Regions from separate parts of the Homo sapiens genome. Here region 2 is linked to region 1. Evidence: read pairs that join two places in POLR2A ChIA-PET (ENCODE). Cell type or tissue: Caco-2. All regions are shown on one strand. Links, peaks and the distances in the headings refer to the core of each region. The heading gives the core; the rest is flanking DNA. Region 1 overlaps ITPKC (inositol-trisphosphate 3-kinase C). Region 2 has its middle 14 kb from the start of EGLN2.

Region 1 (8,832 bases), core at 483-8,482:
AGCCTGTCTCTACAAAAAATTGAAAATTAGCTAGGTGTGATAGTATGCACCTACAGTCCCAGCTACTCAGGGGGCAGAAGAAGGAGGATCACTTGAGCTCAGGGGTTCAAGACCAGCCTGGGCAGTACAGGGAGACCATGTCTCTATAAAAAATAAAATATAGCCAAGCCTGGTGGGACATACCTATAGTCCCAGCTACTCTGGAGGCTAAGGTGAAAGGACCGCCTGAGCCCAGGAGTTCAAGGCTACTGTGAGCTATAATCATGCTCCTTCACTTCAGTCGGGGCAACAGAATGAGACTCTGTCTCAAAAAAGAGTAATAATACAAATACTATTTTGTTTATAAAAATATGTTTATCAAAAGACTACTAAAAGAATGAAATGGGAGAGTTGAAGACTATGTGTGTGTCTGTGTGTGTGTGTCTGTGTGTGTGTGTGTATACAGCCTCCCAGAGTGTTGGGATTATAGGTGAGAGCCACTGAACCCAGCTGGAGAAAGCAATTAGAGTTCACTTCTTGCAGACTAGGCGTGGTGGCTCACGCCTATAATCCCAGCATTCTGGGAGGCCGTAGTGGGTGGATCATCTGAGGTCAGGAGTTCCAGACCAGCCTGGCCAACATGGTGAAACCCCATCTCTACTAATAATACAAAAATTAGCCAGGTGTGGTGGCGGGCGCTTGTAATCCTAGCTACTTGGTTTACACAGGAGAATCACTTAAACCCAGGAGGTGGAGATTGCAGTGAGCCGAGATCGTGCCACTGCACTCCAGCCTGGGCGATAGAGTAAGACTCTGTCTCAAAGAGGAAAAAAAGGGATCCTATTCCAAACCCATCGGAATGGTTTAAGTTAATAAAACAGACAGTACCAAGCACCGGTGAGAATCTGGGACGACTGTAACACTCATACATGGTGGTGGGAAGGTACACTGGTACAACCACTTTGAAAATGGACTTGGCGCTATTTTCTTTTCTTTTCTTTTCTTTTTTTTGAGACAGGGTTCCACTCTTGTTGCCCAGGCTGGAGTGCAATGGCTCAATCTCAGCTCACCGCAACCTCCACCTCCCAGGTTCAGGCAATTCTCCTGCCTCAGCCTCCTGAGTAGCTGGGATTACAGGCATGCACCACCACGCCTGGCTAATTTTTTGTATTTTTAGTAGAGACAGGGCTTCACCACGTTGGTCAGGCTGGTTTGGAACTCCCAACCTCAGGTGATCCACCAGCCTCGGCCTCCCAAAGTGCTGGGATTACAGGCGTGAGCCACCGCGCCTGGCCAGGCCAATATTTTCAATAATGCCCACCCCCTGCCCTCCATCCCTGCCCCAGGGCTGCCCCAGCCCCACCTGCTGCCCATCTTGCAGTCCATAATGGAGGGGCCCTCAAAGTCAGCCAGGAGGTCTTCCATCTGGTTGAAGGTCTGGCCATCCTGCAGCACCATGCCATAGTAGGCAGGCACGAAAGGTCGCAGCGGGTCTTTCATCAGCTGCTCCAGGCTGCGCTGCTCACACTGACAGAAACGTTTCAGAATCCGACCATCCTCTCCTGCCTGGAAGTTCCCTAAAGGTGGTAGAATAAATGAGAGGATCAGGAACTGGATCAGGAAGAGAACCTCTCCGCAGCTGCCTGTTTGCATCAGATCCTGGCCACCATTATCTTGCCCGACCCTCCTGCAATGCTTTCTCTCCCTGCAACTTTTTTTTTAATGATTTTAAGATTTTATTTTATTTTTTTGAGATGGAGTCCCACTCTGTTGCCCAGGCTGGAGTGCAATGGTGCGATCTCGGCTCACTGCAACCTCCGCCTCCCGGGTTCAAGCAATTCTCCTGCTTCAGCCTCTCAAGTAGCTGGGATTACAGGTGCACACCACCAAGCCCAGCTAATTTTTGTATTTTTAGTAGAGACAGGGTTTCACCTTGTTGGTCAGGCTGGTCTTGAACTCCTGACCTCAGATGATCCACCCGCCTTGGCCTCCCAAAGTGCTGGGATTACAAGCGTGAGCCACTGTGCCCAGGCCGCAACTCTTAAAAGTCTTGCCCAGGGGTTGGTAAGGAAAGGGCGAATTTCTGTTCTCTGTTGCTTAAACCAAGTCCTGTTCCCAGCACAGGATATCCTAATTTGTTTTGTAATTTTTGATTGTACACATGTGATCATCTGTGGGAATTCTGTGAGATCTAAGTCCAGAGCGTCACTCTCCAGAGTGGATTTGCTTTTGCTGCTGCCTGGAATCCCAAGGTGCTAACAACCAGGGCCTATTTAAGTTAATTTATAGATCAAGCATTTCCTGGACCACGCAGAGTGTATAGATTATAATAATTCTAATTTCTTCTAGTGGCCAGCTGTATTTTCAGATTATATTTTCTTTTTCTTTTTTTATTTGAGAGGATCTCACTCTGTCACCCAGGCTGAAATTGAGTGGTATAATCATAGCTCACTGCAGCCTCAAGCTCCTAGATTCAGGTGATCCTCCCACCTCAACCACCAGAGTAGCTAGGACTACAGGTGTGCACCCCCACCACTCCCAGCTAATCTAAAAAAAAAAAATGTGTAATGTCGGGTTGGGGTAGTGTTGCTATGATGCCCAGGCTGGTCTCGAACTCCTGGCCTCAAATGATCCTCCCATCTCAGCCTCCCAAAGTGCTGTGATTATGTCCAGCCTGGATTACATTTTCCAAAGTTGGCTACAACAGTATCTCCTGATCACAGTGGGTCTCAGACCCATTCCTGATCCTGCTCTTATAGAATTTTCCCATCAAGGAGTATACTCTTAATTGCTCTCCCAAGCTGGGTGCAGTGGCTCATGCCTATAATCCCAACACTCTGGGAGGTTGAGGCAGGAGGATCCTTTAAGGCCAGGAGTTCAAGGCTGCAATGAGCTATGACTGCACCACTGCACTCCCGCCTGGGCAACACTGAGATCCTATCTCAAAATTAAATGAATAAATAAAAAATAGATTGCTCTCCCATTAAATATGGGACGGTTTATGGCAGAAGTGCTACTGCATGACTTCTGTTGGCAGAGACACTTACCTTCAAGGTAGTCCTGAGCTGTCTTGTTAGAAATCTGAGTACTCTGAGGCCACCATACTGTGAGGAAGCTCAAGGAGCTACATGGCAAAGCCACGTGGCAGCCCCATCTGAGACCCCAGCCAATAGCCAGCATCAATCACCACGCATGCAAGTGAATGAACCTCCAAAAGTTTTCAGCTTGTAGCCTCCAGGTGTCCCTAGCTGAGTTCCCAGATATTGTGGAGCAGTGAAAAGCCATCCCTGCCATCCTGTCTGAATTGCTGACCCAAAACTTCTGAGGTCAATAAAATGATTGTTTTATTCTACTAAGTTATTTTTTTTAACCATCACTAAGTCTTGGGGTTTTTGGGTTTTGTTTTGTATTTATTTTATTTTATTTTATTTATTTATTTATTTTTGAGACAGAGTCTCGCTCTGTCACCCAGGCTGGAGTGCAGTGGTGCTATCTCGGCTCACTGCAACCTCCGCCTCCCGGGTTCACGCCATTCTCCTGCCTCAGCCTCCCGAGTAGCTGGGATTACAGGCGCCCGCCACCATGCCCGGCTAATTTTTTGTATTTTTAGTAGAGACGGGGTTTCACTTTGTTAGCCAGGATGGTCTCGATCTCCTGACCTCGTGATCCGCCTGCCTTGGCCTCCCAAAGTGCTGGGATTACAGGCGTGAGCCACCGCCCCTGGCGTATTTATTTTTGAGACAGGGTCTCACTCGGTCATCTAGGCTAGAGTACTGTGGTGCGATCAAGGCTCACTGCATCCCAGACCTCCTGGACTCAAGTGATCTTCCCACCCTCAGCTCCCAAGTACCTGGGACCACAGGTGCATGCCACCATGCCCAGTTAATTTCTTTATTTTTCGTAGAGACAAGGTCTCACTATGTCACCCAGGCTGGTCTCAAACTCCTGGGCTCAAGTGATCCTCCCACCTCAGCCTCCCAAAGTGCTAGAACTACAGCCATGAGCCGCTGTGCTCTGCTGAGTTTTGTTTTTTTAATAAACTCAGCAATAGTAACCAGAACACATATAGATGGCAAACTTGTGTTGACACAGTTTTAGGGGGTCTTGCCTTATTTCCAGGTCAGATCTAAAGACAAACAAGGCAGACAAATTCTCTTACTGTCGCCATTTGCCAATGGGCACACTTTTCTAGTCCAGCCTGCTGCTGGTTTTTGCAAATAAAGTTTTATTGGAATACAGACACACTCATATGTTTACATAGTGTCTATGGCAGCTTTCCTGCTGTAACAGCAGAGCTGAGTAGTTGCGACAGAGACCATAGGCCCACAAAACCTAAGATATTTATGGCCTAGCCTTTCAAAAGAGCACTATATGCCACCATTGTGCTACTCTGTGCTGCAGGCATTTGCAAGGTCCTGGGGGCAAAATGTTACAGCTGCTACTTACTGAAGGCCTGCTATGCTCTGAACACGCGGAGAAGGCAAGGAGTGATCATTTCCATTCATAAGAGTCCTGTGCCTCAGTCTTTTTTTTTTTTGAGACGAAGTTTCGCTCTTGTCACTCAGGCTGCAGTGCAATGCTGCGATCTTGGCTCACTGCAACCTTCACCTCCCGGGTTCAAGTGATTCTCCTGCCTCAGCCTCCTGAGTAGCTGGGATTACAGGCACCCGCCACCATGCCTGGCTAATTTTTTTATTTTTAGTAGAGAAGGGATTTCACCACATTGGCCAGGCTGGTCTTAAACTCCTGACCTCAGGGGATCCACCCACCTCGGCCTCCCAAAGGCCTGGGATTACAGGCATGAGCCACTGCGCCCAGCCAATCTTTTTTTTTTTTTAATTGAAACGGGGTCTCACTATATTGCCTAGGTTGGTCTTAAACTCCTGGGCTCAAGCGATCCTCCTGTTTTGGCCTGCCAAAGTGCTAGGATTACAGATGTAAGCCACCGTGCCTGGCCTCAATCTTTATATACATTTTGATTTTAACTCTTCGGTTAATCCTGCAAGGGAGGTAAGGTTATCTCCACATTAACAGATGGGGCAGCTGAGGCCCAGTAAAGGAAAGTAACTTGCCCAAGGTCACCCATGAATACAGAGCAGAACTAGGGTTTGAGCTCAGGTCCGTCTGAAGCTCCCTCTCTCCACCAGAATAACAAGGAATAGCCCTCTGCCCTGACATACGAAGGGCCAGGCCCAGGCCTAAGCACTGCCCATAACAGTCCCATAAGGTGGGGACTGTCACCAAGCCCATCACTAGGTGGGGGAACTAAACTACAGAGAACATCCCTTTCCCTGGCCCAGGAGACTCTGCCCAGCTCTGTCCACCACCACCCCACTTACCAGCATGTCCAGAAAGCTGGACCCAAGGGTAGTGTTTTCGGAAGGAGACCACAAAGGGTGAATACTTCAGAACTGTCTTCAGCTTCTTCCAGGGTTTGCTCTGTAGGGAGCAGAGCAGGGTGGGGTCAGGGCCAAGGCCAGGGAAGGCAGGGGCTAGAGGTGCTGCCATGAGAGGGAACGAAAGGGGACCTGCAGTCTTTCCAGGGCCAGGGGCTTCCTGGGATCACTGTTCCCAGGCTTGTTGGGGTGAGTGAGCCCCACTTAGTTCGGCAATCACATGATCGCCCAAAGCCCTCAGCAAGATAGGGGAAATTCTTTGCCCATTTCTCCCCTCTGTCATCACTTTCTTTGTATCTATGTCTCTCTGTCCTTCTCTTATGAGTAAGGATCTTATGAGTAAGGACAGGCTAGGTTTTGTTGTGGTTTAACAAACAACCCTTACATCTTCCACTGCACATACACAGTTCCAAATCTTCTTTTTTTTTTTTTTTTAATTGAGACAGGGTCTCTGTCACCTAGTCCAGAGTGCAGTGGTATGATCTTGGCTCACTGCAACCTCTGCCTCCGAGGTTCAAGTGATCCTCCTGCCTCACCCTCCGAGTAGCTGGGACTACAGGTGCATGCCACCATGTCTGGCTAATTTTTGTATTTTTAGTAGAGATGGGGTTTCACCATGTTGCCCAAGCTGGTCTTGAGCTCCTGACCTCAAGCAGTCCACCTGCCTCAGTCTCCCAAAGTGTTGGGGTTTCAGGCATAAGCCATTATGTAGGGACCAGTGTCAAATATTGGAAGCCCCATCTCTGTCCCTAAACCAGGTCAGACCTTTTGGGGAAAATTATAGAGGCAGGAGTTGATGGATGGAGATGGACCACAGAGAGAGACAGAAACAGAGAGGCAGATGACATAGTGATGACAGAGAGACAGAGACAGCGACAGAGACCGTGGCAGTCATGACAGCTGTTCACCACATAGCTCCAGCTATTAGTTCAGGGATGTCCCTGCCCTCCTGAACTGGGGATTGTTGTTTTTTGTTTGTTTTGTTTTGTTTTAGAGACCGGGTCTCACTCCGTCAGCCAGACTGCAGTACAATGGCACCATCATAGCTCACTGCAACCTCCAACTCCTGGACTCAAGCGATGCTCCCATCCCAGCCTCCTGAGTAGTCAGGACTACAGGCGTGTGCCACCATGCCCAGCTACTTTATGGCATCTTGCTATGTTGCCCAGGCTGGTCTTGAACTCCTGGCCTCATGCAATCCTCCCATCTTGGTCTCCAAAGTGCTGGGATTATAGGTGTGAGCCACCACACCTGGCCTTGCTTTGGCCAATTAACTGGGAGCAGAAGTGTCACTTTCGGGTAGGAGCCTTAAGAGCCAGTTTATGACTCGCCACGTTTGTTCCCCAGTGGGGGAGGGAGTAAGAAAAGAAATGGAAGCTCCCTCAGCCTGGGACCCTGAGTGAAGACAGCATGAAGCAGAGCCCTTGACCCACCACTGACCTGTGACCAATGTGTAGTATAAAGCAAAATAATCCTTTGTTGTTCTAAGTCACTAAGATTTGGGGGCTCTTTGTTACTGCAGAAAATCCTGACCTACCCTGACTAATACAGAGACAGGTATAGAATTGCTAAAAGATAAAGAAATAGGCCGGGTGTGGTGGCTCTCACCTGTAATCCCAGCATTTCGGGAGGGTGAGGTGGGCAGATCACCTGAGGTCAGGAGTTTGAGACCAGCCTGGCCAACATGGTGAAACCCCACCTCTACTAAAAATACAAAAATTAGCCGGGCGTGGTGATACACACCTGTAGTCCCAGCTACTCAGGAGGCTGAGGCATGAGAGTCGTTTGAACCCGAGAGGCAGAGGTTGCGGTGAGCCAAGAACACGCCACTGCACTCCAGCCTGGGCGACAGAGCAAGACTGTCTCAAAAACAAAAAAAAAACAAAACAAATATAGGAAGACTAAAAGAGAGAGATACAAAGTAATGATGAAAAGAAAAAGATGAACAGAAGTAGACAAAGAGAGAGAGAACAAAGGAAACCACAAAAGCAGCGGGTACGATGGCTTACGCCTGTAATCTCAACACTGGGAAACCAAGGTGGGAGGACCACTGAGCCCAGGAGATTGAGGCCAGCCTGGGCAATATAGCAAGACCCCATCTCTACAAAATGTTTAAAAATTAGGCCGGGCGCAGTGGCTCATGCCTGTAATCCCAGCACTTTGGGAGGCTGAGGCAGGCGGATCATGAGGTCAGGAGATTGAGACCATCCTGGCTAACACAGTGAAACCCCGTCTCTACTAAAAATACAAAAAATTAGCTGGGCATGGTGGCGGGCACCTGCAGTCCCAGCTACTCGGGAGGCTGAGGCAGGAGAATGGTGTGAACCTGAGAGGCAGAGGTTGCAGTGAGCCGAGATTGTGCCACTGCACTCCAGCCTGGGCGAGAAAGCGAGACTCCATCTCAAAAAATAAATAAATAAATAAATAAAAAATTAAGAATCAGCTAGGCGTGGTGGTGTGCACCTGTAGTCCCAGCTACTCAGGAGGCTAAGGTGGGAGGATCACTTGAGCCCTGGAGGGTGAGGCTGCAGTGAGCAGTGATTGTGCCACTGCACTCCAGACTGGGTGACCCAGTGAGACCCTGACTCAAAAAAATAAGAAAGAAAGAAAGAAAACCAGAGAAGCAAATAGAAAACAGGGTTTTCGTTGTATCATGCCGACTAAACTATGAGCTTTTTGAGACAGGGTTAGTGTCTGATTCATGAACACATACACACACAGGAATACATTCTGCACCCCACAAGCATGTCAAGTCCCTTAGCAAGTACTGGAAGAGTGGGTCACCTCCAGAGAAGGAAACTGTATGGCTCATCCCTCTCCTACCCCAGGATCAGGGACGTGTTCATCTCTCCCGCCCCCTCAGAGCCCAGCTACCTCACAGACATCTCTTTGACAGTGGGAAGGTTAAGAGGGAGTCAGGGTTCGGGAAGGGCTAGTCCCTCCCCAATCCAGCTGCCGGCCCTGGGGAAGAGATGATTAATAAAGGTTCCTGTTTACTAAGTACCTGGAACATTCCAGACACAATGACAAAGACTCAGTGTGCCACAACCTACTTAATTTCTAAAAACACAACCCCAGGGAGATTATCGTCTCGGTGTTACAAAGGAGGAAACAGAGGGTCTGAGAGGTGAAGCCACTTACCTAACATCACCCCACACAGCGCTGGGGTTCTAGCTCTGGTTGGATCCCAGTGCCTTGGGGCTTATCCCCTACACACTTGCTGGACTACAAGCTCATGATGGCAGAGACTGGGGTTGTCATGGTTATGATTATGTCCCCAGCACATGGCCTGGCACACGACAGACGCTCCAGAAACATTCTTTGATGCTTGGACTGAAGAATGTTAGTTGGGATTTTTTTAATAGTAATTTTTTTTTTTTTTGAGACAGGATCTCACTCTGTTGCCCAGGCTGGAGTGCAGAGGTGTGATCTTGGCTCACTGCAACCTCTGCCTCCC
Region 2 (8,832 bases), core at 612-8,611, 87 kb before region 1:
CTCCCTACTTTGCTCTGGTTTGTTTTGGGGGCTTTTGTTTCTTTTTTCTTTCCTTTTTTTTTTTTTTTTTGAGACAGAGTCTCGCTCTGTCACCCAGGCTGGAGTGCAGTGGTGCGATCTTGGCTCACTGCAACCTCCGCCTCCCTGGTTCACGTGATTCTCCTGCCTCAGCCTCCTGAGTAGCTGGGACTACAGGCGTGCGCCACCACGCCCGGCTAATTTTTTGTATTTTTAGTAGAAACAAGAGTTTCACCCTGTTAGCCAGGATGGTCTCAATCTCCTGACCTTGTGATCCGCCCACCTCAGCCTCCCAAAGTGCTGGAATTAGAGGCGTGAGCCACCGGCAACCGCACCTACCCTGTTTATTTCTTTTATAGCCAGGGTCTCCCTCTTGTTGCCCAGGCTGGAGTGCAATGGCACAATTCAAGGCTCACTGCAACCTTGAACTTCTGGGTTCAACTGATCCTCCTGCTTCTGCTTCAGATCACCAAATAGCTGGGACTACAGTCACCGTGCCTGGCTAACTTTTTTTTTTTTAATCTTTAGTAGAGACAGGGTCTTGCAATGTTGCCTAGGCTGGTCTTGAACTCCTGACCTAAAGCGATCCTCCCACCTCATCCCCCCAAAGCACTGGGATTACAGGCATGAGCCACCACACCTGGCCACAAAGCAGTATTACCACATTTTTACAGATGAGCAAACTGAGGCTCAGAGAGGTGAAGTGAGTTGCCCAAGATCACACAGAAACAGGCAGAGCTGGTATCTAAATTCAGACTCTGAGGCTACAGACACTGCACTTCTTTTTCTTCTTCTTCCTCTTCTTTTTTTTTTTTCCTTTTTTTAGAGACAAGCTCTCACTCTGTCTCTCAGGCTGGGATGCAATGGCATAATCACATCTCACTGCAGTTTCAGCCTCCCAGGCTCAAGCGATCCTCCCACCTTAGCCTCCTGAGTAGCTGGGACTACAGGGTGCACCACAACCACACCTGGCTAATTTACTTTTATTTTTATTTTTTGAGACAGAGTCTTGCTCTGTCACCCAGGCTGGAGTGCAGTGGCTCGATCTCAGCTCACTGCAACCTCCACCTCCTGGGTTCAAGCAATTTTCGTGCCTCAGCCTCCCGAGCAGCTGGGATTACAGGCGCCCGCTACCACACCCAGCTAATTTTTTTTTTTTTTTTTTTTTTAGTAGAGACAGGGTTTCACCATGTTGGCCAGGCTGGTCTTGAACTCTTGGCCTCAGGTGATCTGCCTACCTCAGCTTCCCAAAGTGCTGGGATTACAGGCATAAGCCACTGCACTCAGCCACTAATTTTTTTATTTTTATTTTTTGTAGAGGCAGTCTCACTATATTGCCCAGGCTGGTCTCGAACTCCTGACCTCAAGTGATCCTCCAGCCTCAGCCTCCCAAAGTTCTGGACAACCTGTGCACACTACCATGCCCTACTCAGACACTGCACTTCTAACTACTACCTTTTAATTCACAAGTCAGAGACCAAGAAAGAGGCAGACACCCTTAAATACAGAGAAAAGCAGAGAAATACCGACACTAAGAAATGGGAGGCAGGGGAATTGAGAGAGAAAATGGAAAGAAACAGAGAAATGACCAGAGAAAGACAGATGAGCAATGACAATGGGAGTTCTGAGGACTGAGGCTCTCTCCCTCAATCCCGAGCCCCTCTTTTCTTTTTCTTTCTTTTTTTTTCTTTTTTTTTTTGGAGGGTTGGGGGGACAGAGTCTCACTCTGTTGCCCAGGCTGGAGTGCAGTGGCATGATCTCAGCTCACTGCAACCTCCACCTTCAGCGCTCAAGTGATTCTCGTGCCTCAGCCTCCCTAGAGTAGCTGGGATTACAGGCATGCACCACCATGCCCGGCTAATTTTTGTATTTTTAGTAGAGATGGGGTTTCACCATGTTGGCCAGGCTTGTCTTGAACTACTGGCCTCAAGTGATCTGCCCACCTCAGCCTCCCAAAGTGCTGGGATTACAGGCATGAACCACTGCACTCGGCCCTCCCACCCTCTCACTGAAATTCTCTGAAATTCTCCCCTTTGGGATGAGGATGGCAACCCCAGGCATGTACCCTCCCAACCTGGGACCCGACCTAATACCCTAACATCCTGCTGACAGTGGCTGTTCTCGCTGGGCAGGCGTCCCAAAGCACATCGAGCCAGATTCAGGCAGAGTGGAACTGGCCCCTCAGCCATCAGTGGAGGTGGCCTGGGAGGCTCTACCCTGAACGGGGTCTCCCCAAAGTGATGCAGAAACTGGGACATGCTCTGCTGAGCATGGGGCTGACTGGAGTGAGGCTTATAGGCAGTGCCCACATGGGGATTAAGATGTCAGCTCTTTAATCCCCACACTGTTCCCATCACAGGCTGACCAGAGTCTGCCCCAGGACCCAGCCAGGGACACAGAGGTCGGGGGAGAGAGGGAGAAGAGAGGGAGAGACAGAGAGACTCAGAGGTCCTGAGAAAGACAGGCAGAGAGAGATGATGGAGAAAAACACGTGAAGACACTGAGAAGAGATGGAGAGGAAAAGGAAGAGACAGATACGCAGGGATGGCAAAGAGATCCTGGAAAACAGAGACCGGGAGGAGAAAGAGAGCCACTGAGAAAAGGGAAAGACAGTGATGTCCAGAGAGAGGAAAGACAAAGAGACCCTAAAGCAAAGATAAATAAAGAGAACAGAAATGAAGAGAGATAGAGAGACCTGAGAGAAAAAGAAAAAGGGAGGAAAAGAAAGAGAGAAACAGAGAAATCCAGTCTAATTACAAAGAGATAGAAACACCAAGGCGGGAGGATCACTTGAGCCCAGGAGTTCGAGACCAGCCTGGGCAACATAGTGAGACCTGGTCTCTATAAATATTTTTAAAATTAGCTAGGCATGGTGGCACGCACCTCTAGTCCCAGCTACTTGGGAGGCTCAGGTGGGAGGATCACTTGAGCCCAGGCAGTCATGGCTGCAGTGAGCTGTGATGGTGCCACTGCACTCCAGCCTGGGCGACAGAACAAGACAGACAGAAGGGAAGGGAAGAGAAGAAGAAAGGGAAAAGAGGGGAGGGGAGGGAAGAAAGAGGCTGGGCATGGTGGCTTATGCCTGTGATCCTAGCACTTTAGGAGGCTGAGGCAGGAGGACTGCTTGAGACCAAGAGTTGAAGACCAACCTGGCCAACCTAACAAGACCCTGTCTCTATAAAAAAAAAAAAAAAAACAAAGAGAAGTAGCGAGGAAGAAAAATTGGGCATTCATTCAACAAACATTTACTAAGTGCCTACTGCTGTGCTGGGCACTACTTTAAGTGCTGGGATACAGAAGCGAACAAGACAAAATCCCTGCTCTAGAAGAGCTGACATTCCAGAGGACAGCCCACCCGAGCAAAACGGAGGAAGAGTCAGGAGCTGGGGAGAAACCAGAAGCCATAATAAACAGGATCCATTAAAGCCTGTCACAGAGGGTGGGGTAGGGCTGGGGGAGGATGCAGCTTACTGTGCCCCACCACACTCCCGCTGTCAGTGGAGTCAGCAGCTCTGAGCAGGGGTCCTGCCCCACAACCCCTGTCAGTCACCAGGTTCCAGAAAGGCTGACAGGTAGGAAGACCCAGGATAGGGGAGGACAGAATATGGAGGTACAAGGGGGTAAACATGCGGAAAGGCACGCTGAAGAAATAAGGAGAGGCACAGAAGTGCCAGGCTGAGACAAAGGGAAGCACAGACTAGGGGAGATACAGGGAGGGGAAGACACAGACATACTGAAAAGAGAGACAGAAAACAGACACAAACAGAGGCAGAGACTGAGAGAAAAGAGAGAGAGATGGGAAGAGACAGAAAGAGGAGAGAGAGAGATGAACACAGAAACACAGAGACTGAGAGTGAGGGAGGCTGGGCGCGCTGGTTCACAACTATACTCCCAGCAGTTTGGGAGACCAAGGCAGAAAGATTGCTTGAGCCCAGGAGTTGGAGACCAGCCTGGGCAACACAGTGACATCCTGTCTCCTTAAAAAATACAAAAATTGGCCGGACGTGGTGGTGTGTACCTATGGTCCCAGCTACTTGGGAGGCCAAGGTGGGAGGCTTGTTTGATCCCAGGAGGTTGAGGCTGCAGTGAGCCATGATCGTACCACTGCACTCCAGCCTGGGGGACAGAAGCCAGGCTCTGTCTCAAAAAAAAAAAAGAAAAAAGGAAGGGAGGGAGGGAGGGAGGGAGGGAGGGAGGGAGGGAGGGAGGGACGGACAGAGGGAGGGAGGGAGGGAGCAAGCAAGACTGAGAGATGAAACAAAGATACACAGAGACCCTCCCAGAGACAATGCCAGTCCTAGGCTCTGCACAGTCCACCCCCCGCCCACCATCTCCCCAGGTCTGGGCCCTGTGCCAGGCACTTGGAGGAAGGCTGGATTTGGCCAAGCAGGGACAGGCAGGAGGGTGGACCACATTCCTGAACAGTCTGTTCCAAATACAGCCCCAACCTCACTGCTCCCACCACCGCAGCCCTGGCCCATCCAGGCCAGAGTCTGCCCCCTCTAGCCCATGCCCTAGGATGGGGGTTGGGGGGGATAGATGAGAGAATGAGGGATAAGTTTGTCTGTCGTCATGGCCTGGCCTCAGACAGGGACTTGGGGGACTGGATACCAGGGGGTTCAGCAGCATGGGCACAGAACATTTGGGGGCATCTGGGAGCCAGTGCCTTGGGGATAGAGATGGTAGATTCAGGGCAGGACATAATATGGAGGTACAAGGGGATCAACATGCAGAAAGGCACCCTGAAGAACTAAGGAGAGGCACAGAAGTGCCAGACTGATGGACACCCAGAAGCCAGGGAAATTGAAGGCAGATCTGGGGAACAAGCATAGTACACAGGGTCCTAAGAGTAATGGAAGTGACAAGGGCTCAGGTGTGAGCTCCTAGGAATCACAGGCACAGAGCACAGGAATGCCAGGGGTGTCTTTAGAAGTGTATTTGAGCCAGGCGCAGTGGCCTGTAGTCTCAACACCTCGGGAGGCCGAGGCAGGCGGATCACCTGAGGTCAGTAGCTTGAGATCTGCCTGGCCAACACGGTGAAACTCCGTCTCTACTAAAAATACAAAAATTAGCCAGGCCTAGTGGTGCATGCCTGTAATCCCAGCTACTCAGGAGGCTGAAACAGGAGAATCTTGAACCTGGGAGGTGGAGGTTGCAGTGAGCCGAGATCCCACTGCTGCACTCCAGCCTGGGCAACAAGAGTGAAACTCTAAGAAGGGAAAAAAAAAAAACAGAAGTGGTGTATTTGAGAGTCGGTGTGTATTTAGGAATCAGAGGTACAGGGTACAGCGTTCAGGGGACCCAGAGGTGGCCCGGAGATTGAGGAATACACACTTACAGGCCAAGTAAATTGGACTCAAAGGTGCTAGGGGCTCAGGAGGGTGCACCTGTTGTCCAGGTGTGTTGCCATGAAAATGCTGGTGCACGAAAGTTGCTAAGTAAGACAGGCTGAGGCAGACACACAAAAAAAGCCAGGGGGAGCCAGGGCACAGCTCCACTAGGGCTGGGGGCGGGGTGGAGACGTCGGGTTGGGGAATCCACGGAATGAGCAGCCCGGAGACGCCCACTCCTCCCACATCGGGTCTCCGCCCCGCTCCACCCCTAAGACCCCTTGGAAATCAAATAGAGGTGAAGGGGTGCAGGCGTGGAGAATTGCAGGCATGTCGCGGGTATCGCTGCGCTGCTGTTGTGGCTTCTGGTGCTGGCGCCGGCGTGGTGGGGGTAGGGTGGGTGCCGCGCTCAGATGCGGGGGTCCCTACCTCCCCGGCCCAGGCCGCTCCCATTGCTGGGGAACTTGCAGCTGCAGTCCGGAGGCCTGGACCGCGCACTCCATTCCCGACAGGAATGGGGGAACGGAATTCTGGATTCGTGAAGGTGGGGCTGGGGACTAGAACTCCTCCTGAATGAAGACAGCTGAGGGTTTGTACTCTATGATCCTGAGGAAGGACAGGAAGGATGAGTGCTCCGGACTGCTGAGTACTAGGAAAGGAGAATAGGGAGTGGAGAGCCTGGGGCCGGGACACTGGGTCGTAACGAAGGAGCCCAGAGCAGGAAATCAGGTTGTGGGAAGAGGGGAGCAGGGGGTCTGTTCTGGTTCAGGGTGGGCAGGCTGAGTACTGAGGGCCCAGGAGACGACTCTGAGGGTGCAGGAGGCTGGGAAGCTGGACTTCCAGGTCCTAAGGGAAGAAGGAAGTGGGGGCCTGGACTCCTGGATCTCAGGGAGGAAGGAGCTGGGGATTTGAATTCCTGGGCCTGAGGAATGAGGGTCTGAGACGAGGACTCCTGGGTCTGAAGGAAGAGGGAGCTGGGGGCAATGGCTCCGATGAGGAACCCTATGGGCACCCGCTGAGCACCGGCTACCCGTAGCTCTCCGGCCGCTGGGGCCGGGTGTTCACAGTGCGGCTGGGCCCGCGCCCTGCGGTGGGGCTGTGCGGCTACGCAGCGCTGCGGGACGCGTTAGTGCTACAGGCGGATGCGGTCTCTGGCCGCGGGTCCATGGCAGTCTTCGAACGCTTCACACGCGGAAACAGTGAGGCCCCGGCGCTGGACTTGCCGGCCCGGACGCTCCAGGCTGGGCGGGTAAATGGTAGAGGCGGGCAAATGGGGGCGGGGCCTAATAGAGACTCCAGCTAATGAGGTGCAAACGGCCGAGAGAGGGCGGGGCGGCGCTAAAGCGTAAGGTTAGAATGGAGGTTCATCCTGCAGCCAACAGGAGAAAAGAGCCTAAGAGTCAAAGCCCGAGAGCCAGCCTAGGTCAGGGATGGAGCCCAGCAAAGGCGGGGCCAATGTGTGGATAGGGCACTTGGAGGTCTGGTAAAGAAGCAAAGGGAACGAAGCCGGCCGCAGGAGTCGGAGGCCCCTAAAGGGATGTAGCCAGTGACCCGGCGCTTCCTGGATAGGGCGTGGCCGGCTCCCCGGCCCGCCTCCTTTCCCGTCCCCACCACAGGAATCTTGTTTTCTAACCGGCCGTGCTGGTGGACACTGCGCAATTTTGCACTTGGAGCGCTTAAGAAGTTCGGGTTGGGTACGCGGACCGTCGAGGCGCGCGTCCTGGAGGAGGCGGCTTGTCTGCTAGACGAATTTCAAGCCACCATTGCTTCGGCCTGGCCGGGAGAGCGGAAGGGCCTGGTGTGGGAGAGTCCCTTGCACTGCCAAGACGGGGCCACTGGAAGGTATTTGGGTGGAAGAAAGCCAGTAAGCCCATGGGGCTGGCTGGGGGCAGGACCACGCGTTATGACCACCGTCCTGTTCCTACCCCCAGGAGCCCCGTTTGACCCCGTGCGGCTACTGGATAATGCTGTATCCAATGTTATCTGTTCTTGTCTTCGGGAACCGCTATCGCTATGGGGACCCGGAGTTCCTGAGGCTCCTGAACCTCTTCAGTGACAACTTCTGCATCATTAGTTCCAGATGGGGCGAGGTGAGAGGGCCGGCCACAATCTTTCCTTGGTGCGTCCAGCCTTATGCCAAATCCCGAGTACACAGACCTACCTACAATGGATCATTAGAATGGGACAGATTCCTGGAAGAGTTCTAGAACATCCAGTATCAAAGTCCTAGTCCAATCTCCCTGTAGGGAAACTAAGGCCTAGTGGCCTTGTGCAGGGCCCATGTTGAGACAGACCCTGTCTCTCCAGATGTACATTTGCCTGTCCCTCATGGACTGGCTCCCGGGCCCGCACCACCGAATCTTCCGAAACTTTTCGGAGCTGCGGGTCATCTCTGAGCAAATTCAACGACACTGGCAGATGCGGCAGCCAGCGGAGCCCCGCGATTTCATTGATTGCTTGACCAGATGGGTAAGGCATGGGTCCCAGCTCTCTAAACTCTATCCATGCCGCCCACCAACAGGTGCCTGGCACGCGGCAGCACATCTCCTCTGCCCACAGTAACAGCAGGACCCGGAGAGCCATTTCCAGGAGTAGACGTCGGTAATGACGACGCATTTTTTTTTTGGCGTCACCGAAACCACGAGCACCACCCTGTGCTATGGGCTCCTCATTCTGCTTAAGTACCTAGAGGTGGCAGGTGTGCAACCCGGAGAGACCCAGAATGGGAGGCTGCAGTCTGGGGATGGCTGGAGGGTCCTGGAAGTGCGCAGCTCACAGCCTCCCCCGGCCTGAGCCAAGGTGCAGGAGCTGGACCCTGTGGTAGGGTGGAGGCCCGCCCCAAGCCTGGACTATCGCGTGTGCCTGCCCTACGCCAACGCAGTGCTGCTCGAGATCCAGTGCTTCATCAGCGTGGTGCCCCTGGGGCTGCCGCGCACCCTCACCCTCGACACCCACCTGCACAGCCACTGTCTGCCCAAAGGTACCCACTGAGTCTGGGGATCCCGTGCGGGACCCGGGTGCATGAGATCAGCCAGAATCAGCAGGTGTGCGCTGTGCAGACCAAAACACAATCAGTTACCCCTGGAGCAGGAAGGCAGCTCTGCCTTCCCTTAGGCTTTTTGTTGTTGTTGTTTGAGACGGAGTCTGGCTCTGTCATTCAGGCTAGAATGCAGTGGCATGATCTTGGCTCACTGCAACCTCCACTTCCTGGGTTCAAGCGATTGTCCTGCCTCAGCCTCCTGAGTACCTGGTATTACAGGCACCCACCACCACGCCTGGCTAATTTTTGTATTTTTAGTAGAGACAGGTTTCGCCATGTTGGCCAGGCTGGTCTCGAACTTCTGACCTCAAGTGATCTGTCCTCAGCCTCCCAGAGTGCTGGGATTACAGGCGTGAGCTACTTGCCCGGCCTATTCCCTTGGGCTTTTAAAAAGCGTCTTGGATGGAGGTGGTGCAGGTGCTCACCAAGCCCGCAGGTAACCCA

The links. Peaks named below come from ENCODE experiments on the same cell type or tissue, not always from the same donor. Only the 100,000 strongest peaks of a DNase experiment are listed, where the experiment ranks them.
Region 2: POLR2A ChIA-PET joins it to region 1 with 7 read pairs; 13 of 35 experiments call an interaction of 5 or more read pairs at or near these places.

What each region holds. Positions count from the first base shown.
Region 1 is chr19:40,721,926-40,730,757 of GRCh38, reverse strand. ITPKC (inositol-trisphosphate 3-kinase C) reads right to left here. Exons shown (of 7, transcript NM_025194.3): 2 at 5,319-5,418; 3 at 1,343-1,556. Among named protein-coding and RNA genes, the nearest start is that of ITPKC, 9.2 kb to the right of the region's middle. In Caco-2, for the core only: no CTCF peak of the experiment used is centred there; a DNase peak (open chromatin) is centred at 4,370.
Region 2 is chr19:40,808,943-40,817,774 of GRCh38, reverse strand. It overlaps the pseudogene CYP2T1P. Among named protein-coding and RNA genes, the nearest start is that of EGLN2, 14 kb to the right of the region's middle. RefSeq lists an enhancer at 5,165-6,055. In Caco-2, for the core only: no CTCF peak of the experiment used is centred there; DNase peaks (open chromatin) are centred at 5,529 and 6,844; H3K4me3 peaks cover 1,970 bases.